Linked DNA regions of Homo sapiens: all the other regions are linked to region 1. A link is a contact called in ENCODE Hi-C data. All regions are on one chromosome and are shown on one strand. The core of a region is the stretch at or near the end of the contact, and the rest is flanking DNA. Distances in the headings are between cores, read along the strand shown.

The links. A loop is a pair of places that touch in the nucleus more often than their neighbours do. Pooled maps may share reads with other maps.
Region 2: a loop to region 1 is called in a map with no recorded cell type, with 8 times the contacts of the local background. The contact joins two enhancer-like sites. A Hi-C loop is called at or near these places in 5 of 37 single-sample maps with no recorded cell type and 3 of 50 pooled maps.
Region 3: a map with no recorded cell type shows a loop between it and region 1 (5-fold over the local background). The contact joins two enhancer-like sites. A Hi-C loop is called at or near these places in 2 of 37 single-sample maps with no recorded cell type and 4 of 50 pooled maps.
Region 4: a pooled map shows a loop between it and region 1 (3-fold over the local background). The contact joins the promoter of SERPINE2 here to the enhancer-like site in region 1. A Hi-C loop is called at or near these places in 1 of 168 maps with a recorded cell type or tissue (naive thymus-derived CD4-positive, alpha-beta T cell), 1 of 37 single-sample maps with no recorded cell type and 6 of 50 pooled maps.
Region 5: a loop to region 1 is called in a map with no recorded cell type, with 5 times the contacts of the local background. The contact joins two enhancer-like sites. A Hi-C loop is called at or near these places in 2 of 37 single-sample maps with no recorded cell type and 2 of 50 pooled maps.

Annotation. Positions count from the first base shown.
Region 1 is chr2:224,519,615-224,522,904 of GRCh38, forward strand. The region is part of intron 3 of CUL3 (cullin 3); the gene reads right to left. Among named protein-coding and RNA genes, the nearest start is that of CUL3, 64 kb to the right of the region's middle. RefSeq lists a silencer at 2,044-2,113. Within about 2 kb of position 1,822, at least 5 of the 41 ENCODE cell types and tissues checked have a DNase peak (open chromatin) inside an H3K27ac peak, as active enhancers do.
Region 2 is chr2:224,884,653-224,887,988 of GRCh38, forward strand. It overlaps DOCK10 (dedicator of cytokinesis 10), which reads right to left. Exons shown (of 56, transcript NM_014689.3): 5 at 1,807-1,879; 6 at 1,411-1,533; 7 at 1,019-1,153. Among named protein-coding and RNA genes, the nearest start is that of MIR4439, 120 kb to the right of the region's middle. RefSeq lists an enhancer at 1,521-1,570. Within about 2 kb of position 1,664, at least 4 of the 41 ENCODE cell types and tissues checked have a DNase peak (open chromatin) inside an H3K27ac peak, as active enhancers do.
Region 3 is chr2:225,000,536-225,004,152 of GRCh38, forward strand. The region is part of intron 1 of DOCK10 (dedicator of cytokinesis 10); the gene reads right to left. Among named protein-coding and RNA genes, the nearest start is that of MIR4439, 8.2 kb to the right of the region's middle. Within about 2 kb of position 1,681, at least 6 of the 41 ENCODE cell types and tissues checked have a DNase peak (open chromatin) inside an H3K27ac peak, as active enhancers do.
Region 4 is chr2:224,036,815-224,040,578 of GRCh38, forward strand. SERPINE2 (serpin family E member 2) reads right to left here and starts at 2,472. Exons shown (of 9, transcript NM_001136528.2): 1 at 2,285-2,472. It overlaps LOC124907991 (a long non-coding RNA gene), which reads left to right and starts at 2,588. Exons shown (of 2, transcript XR_007088103.1): 1 at 2,588-2,728. RefSeq lists a silencer at 2,638-2,932.
Region 5 is chr2:224,969,374-224,973,168 of GRCh38, forward strand. The region is part of intron 1 of DOCK10 (dedicator of cytokinesis 10); the gene reads right to left. Among named protein-coding and RNA genes, the nearest start is that of MIR4439, 39 kb to the right of the region's middle. Within about 2 kb of position 1,943, at least 5 of the 41 ENCODE cell types and tissues checked have a DNase peak (open chromatin) inside an H3K27ac peak, as active enhancers do.

The DNA.
Region 1 (3,290 bases), core at 572-3,071:
TATAAAACTATTAATAGTAATACTAAATAATCATTTATATTAAATGTCTGACATGTATGATTAATTACCATCAAGTACAATTAAGGGTACAGATGCATAACCCTTGAGTATTTGTGTGCATATGTTAAACAGAAATGCACACATATATTCACAGTAAACTTGTGATATGCACATGATATGATTCTAATATCATTTAAATTCTTGTGAGGTTTTAATTTTTATGTGTCTATTTTTTAAGATTTTTTAAAAGTCCCAGCTCCGGTTACCTCTAACTAGCAAACTCAAAGTATGAACAAGATTTTAAAAATCATTCCAAAAGAGAAAAAAAAAAAATTAAAGACTGATTTTAAAATGTCTTAATCCCAGGCTTTGACCAAAATGTAGTGACCAAAATGTAGTATGAGTTTGACATTAGTCACTTATCTACTAAAGAGACCTTAGCAGAGATAGAAAGTTGGTGGCTTTTTCTACTTGCCTTTTTAAAGCCAAAAACAGGCATTTTAAATATAAAATGTTCTGAAAAACATGTTCGAAAGCCTAATGTGAGTCAAGCATTATGTTTACATAAAGGGATGTGAGTTTCATCACCACAGAGATAAACCACATTTTAAATCTCTATTTACAGTTCTCTCTCAAGGGTTGCTATTCCTTGGCCAAGCAGGCCTGCAATGAGCAAAAACTTTCACAAGCTAGGTGGACCTGTGGTGAGAGACAGGAGCCAATGGTGGGGACCCACCTCATGCCCCCCTTTTCACAGCTGGTTCTGCATCTGACTTCATCCATACAGTAAGCTTGATAAACCAACTTCATTTGTAACATAAGCACTTCATTTGTAACATAACATCTATCTCACAATGCTATTCCACTCATTTCCACTTCTAGTCCTGAAAATAAATAGCTTTTAAGACCAACTTCCCTGCCAACAACTATAAAGGCTGGATAAAAAAATACAAAAGCACCACCAGTTTTAAAACATCAACTAGGACAGGCAGGTCTCCAGGAGTTGGACTGGAGAGAGATGGAGTCTTTCTAAGCCACAAGAAAAGGAAAGCTCAACCAGGTGACCTCCATGGAAAACTCCTGCAAATGCTTACTCAAGACCTAGGGCTCTTTGCATGCCCAGAAGACACGAGGACACCAACAAACAAAATGCTTGGCCCTACAAGACCACAGATATTACTACTTCCACCATCTTGGCAAAGATGTGCCTCTTCCTCTTCACCCTACCAACATATCTAAATAGTTAAATGATGTATAAGAAATCAAATTCAGCACATAAAAGTATGCTCAAAGGTGTCAAGACACACAATGCAAAAATACAGTTCCTATTGAAGCTAAACCTATGCAAAGTCAAGGGGTGTCTCTTAAAGTGCGCTAAATAGTTTCATTACTCAGGGAGTGGCATTACAAACAAATCAAATAAAAAGTTAAAATAAAAACAAATGTGAAAATTAAGTCCAAAAAACAACTTAACTCTTACTACTTAATTTACCTGCAAGAAAAAGTTTAGTAAATATTTTTAATAGTCATTATGTTACAGAAAAGCAAGCTAGGATAAATGGGTTCTAGGCAAAATCAATGGTGCACCCAAGGAAAGAAACAACTTAAAAATTGTTATTTTATCATTCCTATCTAATGTTTCATTTGTAACTATGAGTAAACAGGTGTTTGAGAACAAATTCTAAAACTAACCTTTGGGTCACATTCAACTCTGAAAGCTTAGTATAAATATAAATACAAAAGTCCTCTGGTTCTATTACAAAGTTTAAGGGAGCTTTTAATAACATGTTTGCTTTAAAGTCCAGTAGTTTCATACTTCTTTTTTTTTTTTTTTGAGACAGAGTCTCGCTCTGTTGCCCAGGCTGGAGTGCAGTGGCACGATCTCGGTTCACTGCAACTTCCGCCTCCCAGGTTCAAGTGATCCTCCTGCCTCAGCCCCGCTAGTAGCTGGGATTACAGGTATGTGCCACCATGCCCGGCTAATTTTTGTATTTTCAGTAGAGTTGGGGTTTCACCATGTTGGGCCAGGCTGGTCTCTAACTCCTGACCCGCCTCGGCCTCTCAAAGTAGTTCAGTACTTTTACTACTACTCCTAATAGACCAAGGATAGTTATTTATTAGTACTTATTCATCTATCCTCTGCCTGGTCCCACATATGGCCAGCAGTAGCTATTTATTTAGGAAAAAAAAAAAAGGTTTAACAATGTGTGAATTGCTGTGAAAGTTGGTCTTTTAAGCTAACTGTCAAGCTGGTTAATCAAACTCTTAAATAGTTCTTCTTTCAGTTTCTTATCCTCATACTAAGAACATCTGTAACTGTTTTTGTCTACTACTGTAAAAGAGAATACGAAAAGACAAATGTAAACAGGGTTAAAAAAATCTTTATAAATATTAAATACTTATTCTGCTAGTAAGCTAGAGATAAACCCTGAAAAGTTAAACTCACATTTAAAATTAAAAAAAAAAAAAAAAGAGGCAAATAACTCTATGACAAGTCTGTCAGAACATGTTAGAACTTGCCTTACCAAATTTAATCACTAAGGTAATCCTCTATTAACAAGTAATAAAATATTTTCAGAGTTCACTTTCAAATCATGAAATAAATACAGATTTAAAAAGGTTTAACACAATGAAGACAGAAATAGAAAAATTTTAAATGAGCAGAAAAGTAGTAAAAAGTTTCTACTGCAGAATCATAGTGGGGGAAAAAAAGTCTAATTATAATTAGATCGAAGTTTAAAGAACTTTCTCAATACTTTCCATGATACCAGTAACTGACTACACTTCTAAAACAGCACCAGTAACATATGAATTAGTAAATTGTACAGATAAACATTTCTAGATATAAAAATATTACTGATAAATTTGGTAGAGAAGCATATGATATGGTGTCAAAAAACCTGGTGGACTTAGCCACTACTAAAAAGCTCAGAGTTTCCACCACAGTAAAAATTTTCTTAAAATCTTTCTTGGGAGGCCGAGGCGGGCGGATCATGAGGTCAGGAGATCGAGACCATCCTGGCTAACACAGTGAAACCCCATCTCTACTAAAAAATACAAAAAAATTAGCCAGGCGTGGTGGCGGGAGCCTGTAGCCCAGCTACTTGGGAGGCTGAGGCAGGAGAATGATATGAACCCGGGAGGCGGAGCTTGCAGTGAGTCAAGATCCTGCCACTGCACTCCAGCCTGGGTGACAGCGTGAGACACCGTCTCAAAAAAACAATCCTTCTCAGGGGTCTGAAAAATTTTAACAAGAAAAACACAGTTGTGAAAATTTTTTATTTAAAAAT
Region 2 (3,336 bases), core at 414-2,913, 360 kb after region 1:
TTATAGAGAACATTATTTGTTAAAAGCACTATGTCTGCTTCTGAAATTAGACTCTCTGGAATCAGTGGAATCCTTGTCTTTGAAGACAGCCACCTCTTAGAAGAAAGATGCTGCATATGTACACTGTCAACTTACTCTATCATTATTACTTAATTATAAAATAACATATTTGAAGTGCGTATGTTAATACCATGTCATTTGCATATTATTTTACTGAATTTCATTATCTCAGGGGTTCTCTACATGGCAGCAAACATGGGTGCTAATTATCTGCTTGTCTTTGAATATCTGAGACTTGCCCCTGCCGCAGGGCCTTTGAACTTGCTGCCTTTGCTTATTCTTTTTTTGTTGTTTGTTTGTTTTTTGAGACAGAGTCTCTCTCTGTCACCCAGTCTGGAGTGCAGTGGCACGATCTCGGCTCACTGCAACCTCCGCCTCCTGGGTTCAAGTGATTCTCCTGCCTTAGCCTCCCCAGTAGCTGGGATTACAGGCCTGTGCCACCGCATCTGGCTAATTTTTGTATTTTTAGTAGAGATGGGGTTTCACCATGTTGGCCTAGCTAGTCTCCAACTCCTGACCTCAAGTGATCCACCCGCCTTGGCCTCCCAAAGTGTTGGGATTACAGGTGTGAGCCCCTGCGCCTGGCCCTCTGCTCATTCTTTGGTCTGTAGATCAAATGATCTCTCTTCAAAAATGCTCTTCTCCCTTATTGAGTATTAATATTCCTTTTCAACCTCACCACTCTTCTGTCTCCCTTTTGTTTCTCTGTTTATTTTCTTTATTGAAAAATTTACCAGCTGATTCCATTCTGCTTATTCATGTCTTTGCTTAATTCCTGTTTTTCTTTCTCTCTGGAAAGTAAGATTTGTGAAAGTAGAGATCCAGGCTGCCTTGTTTTTCACAGAATTCTTAGAATCTAGAGCAGCTCTTGGCTCATATCAGATACTCCATGAATATTTGTTAAATATACTTTTCAAATAAAAAAAAATCCCAAGGAGGAAAAGGGATGTCTACTCACCTGCACCACTCCTGTACAGGAATCCAAAAAGATGCATCCTTTGGGTTCTTTGGATATTTTCTCATCTTTGTAAAAGTTCATAATGTAGGAGTTATCTGGTAACTGAGTCAGCTGGAAGTAGCGCTTTTTGAATGACTAAATAAAGGAAAAGATATAAGGAGATATTCAAATTGTAATGTGCTATTACTCATAGAAATTAGAATTATTCTAATTCCTTCAGGAGTGCTATATTTCTAGGACATTTTTCTAGAGAAGAGCATCCTACTTCCTCATAAATAAAATATTATATGAAACATAAACTCAATGCAAATGGCTCTCTTCTGTGCTGTGACCAGAGGAGGGAGTGTTAAGAAGGGTGACAGAGATAAAGATGAGTCTTGATATCTCCTTACCCGAACAGTAACGGTGTTGTTCACGGTGCTGTTAAAATTCCCCTTGTAGAGCCAGCCGGACTTGAAAACACCAGTTCCTCCCGCTCCTCCACCCCCCTTGGAAGACGAGTGGGAAGTGGTATCCTGTAGGAAAGGCATAGTAGCATGACAGCCATCTTTTGTGGATCCTAGATCCTAGACACTGCATTTAAAAAAGAGACTCCTCTTCCTCTCTTTGACTCATCTTAAATAAGCATGTTCAATTTCAAAACAAACGTGACTCATTTTGACTAAAAGCCCTACCACCAACAGCTACTACAGCTTACAACAAACCGGTCAGAACTCGAAACTTTCAGTGCAAGACAGAAACTAATTATCCTCATGTTTTAAACATCTCACTTTCAACTATTTACTTACTTCATCCTTATCAGCATCTTCATGGTCAATCTCAAAGGAATGTGAAGGAAGCTTCTCTGGTTTGTATTCTGCTCTGATATTAAAAAAAAAAAAAGATTCTGATTTGTCATTGGAGACAGCTTTCATTTTAAGTTGCTCCCCAGGTAACAATAACAACTATGGTGCTGGTGTTCTTACAAATTTCTGTAAAATAATGTAATCTTTTGAGTGTCTCATTTCCTTTGAAAGTATTAACTTTCCTCTGCCATGATATCTTATCTCCAGTATATAAATCTCTATTTTAAACCATGGAGTTACTAATTATATATATATATTTGAGACAGTCTCACTCTGTCGCTCAGGCTAAAGTGCAGTGGCATGATCTCGGCTCACTGCAACCTCCACCTCCCGGGTTGAAGCGATTCTCATGCTGCATGCAGCACCCCCAACACCCCCCCAAGTAGTACCTGGGATTACAGGCATGTACCACCATTTTTGTATTTTTTGTGGGGATGGGGTTTTGTGATGTTGGTCAGGCTGGTCTTGAACTCCTGGCCTCAAACTATCCTCCCACCTCAGTCTCCCAAAGTGCTGGAATTATAGGCATGAGCCACTGGCGTTTGGCCTTCTAATTACATAAACTTACACATATCTTTTTGAGTTAGATGTAGGCAAGCAGGACAATTTGAAAGGTTGGGGAGTTTCTATTTTCCTTCCCCCACATTTGTAGGTGGAATCACTACTTAATAAGTAGTGATATTTTCATTGTCATTTCTGTGTCATCTGTATGTGACATACTCAAGGGTACACAGTAGTCACTGGAAGAGCCCCAGCCCTGAAGAACCATGACCCTGAGAACCAGTCTGTACTGTGGCCACTAGGCTGTGTTGCTCCCTAACCATGGCCTCCTCAAAAATGTGCACCAAAGGGACTGGTAGCAATTACACTTACTTTGTGCATTTCCATGGTATCCTAGAAATGCCTATTCAAGTTGCAACATCTCCGACCAGCTCAGAGAAACAAGAGTGTGCATCTGGTTTTATAAATGGAAAATAAACCACAAATAAGTTTTCTTTGGCTTGATTCTATCTCATAACTAATGGTTGAATGGAAACCAGACAATACCATCCAAAGTATGGGCATTTCTTGATGTCTAGCTGTTTGGCCCCCTTTACTATATAAACTCCCATGTATAAAAATTTCATGGGATGTTTTTCTTTTTTAAAGTAAATTTTATTGGATATGCTTGAGGTTTACAACATGGTGGTATGGGAGGGATACATGTAGATAGTAAAATGGTATTATAGTGAAGCAAATTAACATAACTATCATCTCAATAGTTACTTTTTTGTAATAAGAGCAGTAAAATCTACTGATTTAAGCAAAATCACTAATGCAATCTGATTTCACTAACTTTAGTCCTCTTGTTGTACATTAGCTCTCTAGACTTCATCCTGCACATGTGCTACTTTGCATCAGTTCATTGACTTCTCCCTGTTTCCTCTCACCCCTGGTAACTGTTGGTGAGAATGTAGATTGCTACAAGCATTA
Region 3 (3,617 bases), core at 431-2,930, 480 kb after region 1:
GGAGAATTTCAACACGTTCACAATGTCTCCAAGGTGTCTACGCCAACAGTAGGGCGGGAAAAAGGGATTGACAGTAGTGACTCTACGAGCCAGCCATGCTTCTGTGTCTTTCCCTCAGAGAAAGGTTGCCCGAAACAGGTCATAGGCTACTACTAGAAAGAAAATCAGGCCGGGTGGCTCATGCCTGTAATCCCAGCACTTTGGGAGCCTGAGACAGGAGAATCACTTGGAGTCAGGAGTTCGAGACCAGTCTGGCCTGGTGAAACCTCGTCTGTACTAAAAATACAAAAATTAGCTGAGCATGGTGGCTTACGCCTGTAATCCCAGCTACTCGGGAGGCTGAGGCAGGAGGATCGCTTGAACTGAGGACGCAGAGGTTGCAGTGAGCCGAGATCGTGCCACTGCACTGTAGCCTAGGCAAGAGTGAGACTCCATCTCAAAAAGAAAAAAAATTAATCACTAGAAGCTATTGTGTTAATCTGGCTAATGATGTGTTAATTGGAGTTAAACTATGAAGTGGCTTAGTGCTGTTTTGTGTCAACAGTGGGATGCCAAACATTATTATGGGCAGTGATATTTTATCAGTACTTTAAAGTGACTGGTTAGCTACTAATAGTAGAAATAGTAGCAGTAGTCTGGCCACATTCAGGGTATATGCATTTATCAGTAAGTACATAGATGAACTAGCAGGTAGGTGCTCGGGACTTTGGTAAGTCATGAATGAAAAGAGCTACACAACAATATACAACAGACCTTTTTTTTTTTTTTTTTTGAGACGGAGTCTCGCTCTGCCACCCAGGCTGGAGTGCAGTGGCTTGATCTCAGCTCACTGCAAGCTCCGCCTCCCGGGTTTACGCCATTCTCCTGCCTCAGCCTCCCAAGTAGCTGGGACTACAGGTGCCCGCCACCATGCCTGGCTAATTTTTGTGTATTTAGTAGAGATGGGGTTTTACCATGTTAGCCAGGATGGTCTTGATCTCCTGACCTTGTGATCCACCCGCCTCAGCCTCCCAAAGTGCTGGGATTACAGGTATGAGCCACTGTGCCTGGCCAGTATACAACAGACTTTCTATAATAGAGTTTTATTTGCAATACTGTGGAAGGGCAGTGTCTTAGTCCATGCAGGCTGCTATAATAAATACCATAACCTGGGTGGTTTATAAACAACAAAAATTAATTTCACACAGTTCTGGAGGCAGGAAGTCCATGATCGAGGCGTCGGCAGGTGTGGTGTCTGTGAGGGCCTGCCTCCTGGTTCACAGATGGCATCTCCTTGGTTTGTCCTCACATGGTAGGAGGAGCAAATGAGCTCCCTTGAGCCTGTTTCGTAAGGGCACTAATCCCACTCCTGAGGGCTCTGCCCTCATGACCTAACCATCTTCCATAAGGCCCCACCTCCTAATACCACCGTCTAAGGAGTTAGGATTTCAACATGTGAATCTGGGGGGAGATGGTAAGGCGACACACATAAGCAACCCATAGCCAAGAGAGAGGGAGCGTAATTCAGTCAGGGGGATTCCATATGGCTTCTCAGAGTCTAAGCTATTTGACCTGGGCCGTGAAGGATGAATAAATGACACTTGGGAGGAAAAGTGAGTTAGAGTATTTCAAATGTGAAAGGCTATGTGGCTCACGAAGGCATCTGACTTTTGAAGGCCGATACCACTTGTTTACCTGATGCTAAACTCTCCCTATATTAGCACTGCCCCCTGCTGTCCATTGTGAGAAGAGGTCTGAAAGGACAAATGCATCCTTTTTGCCATTTTGCCCTTTAAAAATGAACAGACTGTCATCCTCAATATCACTTATTTGTAGTATCATTTCTTCAAGTTTCCATTACCAAGTGGCATGCTGAATAAAAGCAGGCACAGACCAAGAACAGCAATGACAACACGGCTTTCTCAGTGAGTTTACATAGATGTAAGCCTGATTCCACCTCTTAGGGTCCTTTATTGATAGATAAGTCATACATTTCTTTGGCCTCAGTAGTTGAGATTTAGTCAGCTCTTCAGCTCTCTTTAACTGTTAACTGATGAGAATATTTGGAGACAGAAAATGTCTCAGTGACTCCTCATCATAGTGAGACAATGGCCACGCCATGCCACGAGGAGCTAGTTGCATGGGCAGGCAGGTGTAAACATCCACATATGCAGAAAGAAAAAAGCCAGCAGCTGGCATCTCGTCACCCACAGCTTCCAGAAACAGTCTGGAATGTTGTTGGATGCTCAACACTGCAGAATTGGTATGAACCACATCAGTGTGGTCTGTCTTGCATGATCGGGCAGGTGTAAACATCCACATATGCAGAAAGAAAAAAGCCAGCAGGTGGCATCTCGTCACCCACAGAATGTTGTTGGTCGCTCAACACTGCAGAACTGGTATGAACCACATCAGTGTGGTCTGTCTTGGGGCAGACAGCAAGAACCGAGAAATGACCAGGGTAAATTCTGAGAGTGACAAATTCCATCTCTATTTGAGAATGGGAAGGAATTTGAAGGTTACATTTTTATTTTTATTTTATTCTATTTTAGAGACAGGGTCTCACTTTATCACCAGGCTGGAGTGCAGTGGCATGATCTCAGCTCACTGCAGCTTCGACTTCCTGAGCTCAAGTGATGCTCCCACCTCAGCCTCCCGAGTAGCTGGGACTATGTGTGTACCACCACACCTGGCTAATGTTTGTATTTTTAGTAGAGGCAGGATTTCACCATGTTGCCCAGGCTGGTCTTGAACTCCTGGACTCAAGTATGCATCTGCCTCGGCTTCTCAAAGTGCTGGGATTACAGGTGTAAGCCACCGTGCCTGGCTGGAAGGTTACATTTTTCAGTTTGAGTTTTGGGTAAACATCCCCATGGAGATCCTAAGTTCACTGATGGTGGTGTGGGACCTTTTATGATTCCACTAGAATGCTGATCTTGGGAGTAGAATTCTCCTTAGAACCGTGGCTGATGCAACTCGAATCAGAAGAAAGACCCACAATCTGGAAATCCTGACACTTTCCTGAGTGTGTTGACTTCATGTTTGACTGAATGAACCTTTTGTTCAAAAAAGGCAAATCTAAAACACAGACATACGCTTCACTTCTTTTAGTTTCAAATTAAAAGTTTTATCTAATAGTAGTATTTGTTCAAAATTTTACAAGGTAACATTGTTGATGTTTCATTAGCATCCCTGATCCCTAATGGCCATCCTATCTCTTAAACCACAAGAAATATTGTCTCTTTAAAGTCCATAATGTGCATTTACACTGATAAAATAAGGCCAGTGACTCCCAAGCTGCTTTGGGGAAAGAGGCCATCTTTTCTCTGTGTGACTTGTTCAGTGGCAATTGGAGTTTTACATCTGCTCTACAGGTCCAATCATAATAGAGCTCACTGTTATGTTAAATGTAGTTAGGTCTATCAAAATGTTAATAAACATGATAATGACAAACTAAGGAGATAGTTATCATAAAATGATGATAACATTTCTTGACTGTGTCGTATGTGCTCAGCATTTTCTCGTTTCGTTTTGTCTGTGATGTAAGTATCATGATCATTCCTTGCAGTGGGTTGCAAAGTGGCTCCCCCAAAGATATGCCCATATCCCAATCACTGGAACTCATGAATGTGACCTTA
Region 4 (3,764 bases), core at 1,222-3,721, 480 kb before region 1:
GCATTCTTAAAATACTACTAAAAAAGAAAAAAGCTCACAGGGAGAGACTGAAGATAAAAGTAAGAAAAGGGAGTAACACTCACAAGGAGAGAGAGGCACTGGGAGTTGGGATTCAGGACACAGCTGGAGACATTAGTCACTGCCCCAAGGAGGCCATCTCTCTATATTTCTCTAAGTTCTCAGTCTAACTTGATTTTTCTTTATAATTCTACCTTATTCATTTATCATACATTTTACAACATATTATGTTTGCTTTTAGTTGGTTTTCTCCCACAAGAATGACAGTTTCAAGCGAGCAAGGATCTGCTCTATTTACCACCTATGAGTATCCAACAAAGTACCCAGACACAGTAGATGCTTAAGAAGATTTATTGGATGACTGGGTAAACACAGAAAAGTCTGTACAGGGGAGATGGGGGAGGACGTGAGGAGATACTTATGACCTCTATTCTCCTGGTAGAATGGGCTACAAAGTCACCTGCCAAACCCGCAAGAGGAAAAGCATTGGAGATCGCTTGCATTGAAGATTACAGTGGGAGTCCGGTTTGCAACCCGGAAGGAAGGAGCTTGCGGGTTGGAGGCACTAAGAGTTTTCAGAAGTTGAGCATCTCAAGAGAGGGCAAGACTTGGAGGTACTTAGAGGACTTGGTAGCTGGAGTACATGGAAGACACTGGATTTGAGACAGTCAAGGAAGTGCGCATCTAGAGCGTCCCCCACATGGACTTTAGGTCTAGAGGAGGAGAAATAGCCCAAGAGCCAAAGTCCCCATGCGATGGGAAAAGAACTGGCTGGAAGAGGACAGCAAGGCTGAGATGCACCCAGGGACGTGGCCAGGTCACCACCTCATTTCCAACTCTACCACCTCAAACAATCTCTGACTGGTATTTAATCACCCTTGTGTGGAAGTGAAAATTAGCTTTTTTTGGAGACAGTACTTTTAAAATTAAACTAATATGAAGTTCATGGGACACGGAAATTTTCTGCATAGATTCATTTTTGTTTTTAGAATAAAATACGATGACATTTTCATGACCTTCAGTAATTGCCCTGCATGGTACGATATTTTCAAACATTATTTTAACAAAGAATCAAAATTTGGGGGTTAAAAGAAACCTTAGATTACTCAGGTTAGTACCTTCATTTGCATAGCCAAAAATTTTTCTATTGAAATACTGCAAATAGCAAATAAGTACTGATTTAGACCTTCAGATAGTGTTGAAACTGTCTTCAATTTTCGAAGTGTGGTTTAGGATATACAAATTAGCAATGTTGACAATTCTTCCAGTTATCTGTGCTCAAGTTTTGATATAAAATCTTCAAAGTACACAATTATCACATATATTGTTCCACAACAATTCAGACAAATAAACGGCTTCTTGGCTTGAAAGAGGAAGTCACACCTTCGAACACCTTTTTATGCTGATGCTAAATATAAGAACGTCCCCTGCAAAGTAGCCAAAGCAAGACAGCAGCATTCGAGATTTCTCCAGAGACACACACACAAAGAATGTGTTTCGTTCATTAAAACACTAAAACCTTCAACAGCATCTTCCATAATACCTGAAGGTGGAGTGCTGTCTTATGTAATAGAAGCCTTCCTTCCCCGCTCAGTTTGTGGACACATTAAATGCCTAATTCCTTCCAGAATTTCTGAGTACCGTACTTTCATTTTACCTGCAGTCACTCATCCGCCTCGCAACTCCCGTTTCTACAGATGATGAAAATAGCAAAGACCTGCTCGCTCGGGTTAAATCGGCTGCCAGAGGCCAAGTTAAAGGCTTTCCCCACACCGCGCGTCACCTCCCTCTGCCCAGGCAGAGGTAACAAGTAAGAGTGCGCCAGTCTCTCCCCATCCGGCGGCGCGCAGCCTAAGTCCGGGGTAGGGGTTGCCGGCGAGCAGCTGGAAACCTCAGGTTCAGGGTCAGGGCCGGCTCGGATGGCCGGGCAGGAGCCACGCCGGCCCCGGTGCTCCCAGCTGCGGGTATCACTGGACGCCACCCCGGGGCGGCCCCGCCTTGCCCTGCCCGGGTCCCGCTCGGGGCTCCCGGCGGGCGGGACCGGGATGCCCGGCGAGCACCCAGCCCCGGCCAAGGCGGCCCGCGGGAGGCTGAGAAAGTTCTCTGCTCCCCGACGTCGGCGCCCCAGGGTCCCGCTGGCCCCGCAGCTTCCCGGCCGGGCGCAAGGTCAGGGAGCAGGGCCGGTGGCGCGCGGAGCCCCGGGGAGCGTCCCCCGCCGAGGGCAGCGCCGGCCGCGCCCGGGACTCACCGCGCAGCCTGTACTCACCGCGCTCGCTGGATCCCCAGGGGGCGGCCGCGGAGGGCGGTGCGGCCGCAACCGGAGCGGGAGCCTGGTCTCGGCGGCGCGGGGAGTCGGAGGACGCAGCCAAGCGGCGGCGGCGAGGAGGGTCACAGCCGGAAAGAGGCAGCGGTGGCGCCTGCAGACGCCGCGCAGCCCGGGCAGCCCCACAGCGCAAGCTGGCTGCCGCGGCGGCGGGGGCTTTATCGGCGGCGCCGCGCGGGCCCCCGCCCCTTCCTGCCGCCCCCGCCCCCGGCCCGCCTTGCCCCGCCTTCCCGCCGCCTCCTTTGTGTGGCCGCGGGCCGCAGCGTCCCCGCGCCCGGCCTCCAGGACGCCCCCTCTCCGCCTGCGACTTCTCGGATGCCGCCCCGCCAGGGGTCCGTGTCGTGGGGCTGCGCCCGGAACGCGCCGGGGAGACGCGCAGACCCCGAGGTGCGGCGCCAGCCCGGGCCCAGCTGCACGTGGGTCTCCCGGATGGGGGTGTGTGAGGTGGCGGGGGGAATACCAGGGCTCGTACCGCGTCCCTGAGACGCAGGGCATGTCGTCTTGGCTGCCCCCTGGAAGAGACAGAGGGCGCCCTGAGACAGCGCTCAGTCCTCCGGGTGATGGGGAAACGGTGCCAGGACGCGGCCGGGAAGGGGCAGATAACCCCTCGAGGCGTTTTGCAGGGTGTCCTAGAGCTGACTTCTCCCTGCCTAGGGGACAGAGGAACGGCGGCAAGTCGCCTTAGGCAAATACAGACGAGGGGAACCAGAAAACTGGATTCCCGGCTATGGTGATAGCATGAGGTACCCGCAGCGTCCTGGGAACCCAGCCCTTCTCAGCCGGTAACCACTGCTGCTGGGACCCGGTGCGCGATAGACAGGCACATACCCCAGGGGCCTGCAACAAATGACCGTCCCGCTCCGGGCTCTGTTACCTGGACCTCTCTTAGTTGGTTCCTCCTTTGCCTCTAGTTAGGTTTCTGGGGACCCAAGGACCCAACTTTAATGACAGTAATTTATGTAGCCGTTAGTGTAGAATCGTCGCTAGCAGGCAGACGGCCCCAACAGCGAGGAAGAAATGTAAATCTCCCTATACACAGCCCTGGATTAAGGGTACAGCTACTGATGAGAGCCACTTGGAAGATCAGCCTGCAGTCACCCCTTGGCATGCAGGTGGCCGTGCCAGAGTGTGCACGTGTGTGTTGGGGAAGGGGTTGCTCTGAAAAGTGTAAAATCTGGACCAGCCTAAGGGTGTTCTCAGTCTCTCATAGAGGGAAACAGGCTATGGGAGGCTTGGTCCTAAAATAAGGAGCAAACAGTCTACAAAAATGAGCATCTGTTTAATTATTTTACAGTCATACCAAATATTTATATTCAGTTACAGGGTAACTTTCTTATTCTCTGTGCCTGAAATGCTTTTTGTCCCAGGATCTTCTATGTTGTCTGCATCCTTACACTTGAGGTCACAACTCAAATGTCCTCTC
Region 5 (3,795 bases), core at 693-3,192, 450 kb after region 1:
GGTGATTCCAAAGGTCCTTACGGTTTTGTGATGAACACATATATGGTTCATCATTTCTTTTTGTTATAGTTGTGCAAAAAGAAGACGAATTTGTGATGAGACTTTTTATTCCCCACTTCTTTGCAAATGAGTCCTCCAGGGCTGTTCACTGGTTCATTTGCCTGGAGGTCAAAACAAAAGCCTCCGATGCCCATCATGCCAGCCCCTGAAGATGTGATACTACCCCAGTTCTATTAATCACAGATTTGCTATGCTTCACTCAATTTTCAGAGCTAAAAGGAAGAAATAGATGCATGTAATCTTTAACTTGAAACCCATCAGCATTCTTTTCAACAGCATGGGCAAAAATGAGACAAAATAGGATGGCCACTATGAAAGAACCAACATCTTTAAGGAAATAAAAACCAGAGTGGAGGATGACACAGACTGAAGTGTCACCTTTAGAGTGACAGAAAAGCAGGCCGGTTTTAAAGCAAACCTTTAAACAGTCCCCTTTAACAACCACAGGCCACTTTAGTTTCATGCTTAATTTCTTTCCCTGCTCGAGGAGCCTCTTCCTTGTCTACATCTCTCCTTGTCCTTGATCCCTTTCTCTGCCTTTTGGCTCACTCATTTCCCCCAGTGGCTTTCATTTGGGGAATATCATTGGGTTCACTGGCTTTTTCACTGAGTCGTCTTTTTGAGCAACTCTGTTCACCTGATGAGTGTTCTATTTAATATTCTAGTTTCCTTATTAGTGGAGAACTGAAGGGTAGTCATGTGTGTCAAAACGTCTCCCCAGAATTAATCCAATCTAATAAACAGTATGTTTCTACTTGTAGAAGTAATTACTTAAATTTCTATGATGCAGGTGGGCAGCAGGTATTTTCCTCATTTTACAGATTAAAAAGAGGTGCAGTCCCTCAGTGATCCAGGCACTGTGATCAGTGTTTTTACTCAGTTTTCATTTAGATCATCACCAACAGCTTTGTGAGGAATCCCCACCATGCTGCAAATAAGGACACTGAGGCTCAGGGAACTCAGGGAATTATCCGAAGTCCTACAGTTCTCAAAAGGCACAACAAGCCTGATATCAATACCCAGATTTTGTCATTATATGATTCTGTTTCTGTTCTAGCACGACATTTCCGGATTCAGACTTCTGCAACATGACAGAGATAGATGTCTGTTCCCAAAATAGAATTCTATAAACCCTTCAATCCGAAGAGATTACAACAAAGTGATTTTCCCTTTTTTTCTCTTTGTTGTCTCTGCCGTGGGACCCATGAGCCCCCACAGTTGCATTCTGTATCTCCACAGCATCTGTTCTGCTCATAGCTTTACTCTACAGATTAACTTGAACTCATTATCTCTGTATTTAATCCTTAAAGAAAAGTCAAAAAACTAGTTTGGAGCAAGAATCCCTATGACAGAATTGGCTTTCATCTCCAAATGGATTTATTCCTCTAAGATAACCAGAAACTGGATAGGATTTGCTATGCTATTGACATTACTTTGTATTTTGTAGCTAGCATCTATGTAGTTTCACTTAAAATTCTGCACATACCTTGGAACTATAGCTCATTATTTCTGGATTAAGAGGAGGAAATACCATGTAGTTAAAAAGAATGTGGGTCTCATCATTTTGAGACCTGAACAAATACCCTTGCTCTGCCAGCAACTTTGTAGAAGCTACAGATAAGTCAATTTACCTGTTTGGGCCTGGATTTCATCTTCCAGTGAGGCAGCTGGATTCTATAATATCAAATTTCTAACATTTTATTCTATATAATCTATATTAAAAACCCTGACTTTTAAAGAGAAGTACCATTTGAGCAGAATAATGCCACTGTATTATTGGATATTGAACAGAAAAATGCCACTGCAAGAGATCCCAGACCTGAGTCAACAGAGACACGGAGGGCAGGAAGGTGCAGTGGGAAGAGGGTGTGGTTGGGTTGCAAGAGGGGAGGGGAGGTGGGTGGAGTGAAAGAAGTGGGCATGGCCAGATTGCAGGTGAAGAGAGGAGAGGAGGTGGGTGGAATGGGAGGAATGGGCGCGGTTGCACTGTAGCAGGGTGTGAAGTGAAAGAGGTGGGTGTGGCTGGGCTTGCAGGGAAGGTGGCAGGTACACATTTGCCTAGGGCCACACCGGATGGGTGACTTTGGACAAATGCAGTAATAGCTACACCTCATAGTTCAATGCAGCCACCACTAGCCATAAGTGGCTATGAAGTCCTTGAAAGGTGGTTAGTGTGACAAAGAAACTAAATCTTTAATTTTACTTAATTTTATTTAACTTTGATTTAACTTTAAGAATTGATTATTTTATCTAGTAACTGGAAAACATTTAACTAGTTTTGGAGAAACTTTGGAATATGAATTTACTCTTTCAACTATAAATTTTATGAAATCTGAATACTGAACAAATATTTGTGATTAAAGATTTAGCATCCAAATTGAAATGTGTTATATGTATAAATGTACACCACATTTTGAAGATTTGGCGTGAAAAAAACTATGAAGTATTGTAATAATTTTTATATTGATTACATGCCAACATAATAATAGTTTGGATATATAGGTTTAAAGAAAATATATTATTAAAACTAACTTAATATGCTTTTTTTCTTTTTCAAATATGGCCCCTAGAAAATTCAAAATTACATATGTGGCTTATGTTATATTTCAATTGGTCAGAGCTACTCCGTGTGCTTTAATTTCTTCCTTAACTATATTGGAACAAAAATCACAATATCCTTCAGAGGGACTGTGGCAACAAATAAAGAATACTGTGCAAAGTTTGTAGCAAAGTGACTATCAGAATTGGAAGTGCTCAGCAAAGAACTATTATTTTTGGACATTATTTCCATGTTCACTTCCTCCAATTATTCATAAAGCAGAATTTTAAGGTAATCTGTGGGTTACTCAGTTCTCATAAAGTGTATGAAAGCAAAGAAGGCCCTTGATTACCCAGTGACCAATATTAAGGATGCAGATAATCTACCAAATGAATCCATATTCTTTCCACCTAACAGATTCCTACTTTCTACCTTTATGACCCATAAGATATGGCTTGCATTCATTCATTCATCAAACCTTTGATTGAGTACCTATTGGTAGAAGAATCAAGATGCTGTAATTTTGCATTCTTAAGTTTCTTAATGATTACAAATCTGTAATAAAAAATCTACTCACAATTAAAAACACTGAGATAACTTTAAAATTACAAATGAGATACAATCTATTCTCCATCTCTAAATTAGTAAGTTCAGTTGTACCTACTGAACTTAAAATGCATTCTCTCTCACCTGATTTTCGACTTTTCTTTATGATTGTGGTGGTTTTAAATCCTAAACATTCAAGCTTTTGTTCCTTATAATTTTTAAATTTGGCACAATTTGAGAATGACAAAGTTGAAATTAAATGGTTAATTTCAGTTGTATTAAAGGCTGCAACATTCCTTTAATAAATGATGAAAGGAAAACAGAAGAAACTGAAAGTTAAATTTCGGAAAACTGGCAATTAGTGGATAACACAGAAGAGAACTCAAATAAACTTATGTTCTTTGAATAATCTATTTGTGTGAATAATCTATTCAATAAGTATTTCAGTGCTCTCATAAATAAGCTAACTTTGAATTTCCATTTTTACACATTTTATGAAGCACAAAGTAAGTTTCTGCTTAACAGATTCTTTTTTCTATAACAATTCTTTAAAGTAAATTAAGTTTGTAAATTTTTCTTTGTTTCAATAAGACAATATACACAATAATAATAGCTAAAACTTAGTGAATTCTTAGCAAGTGCCAGGCACT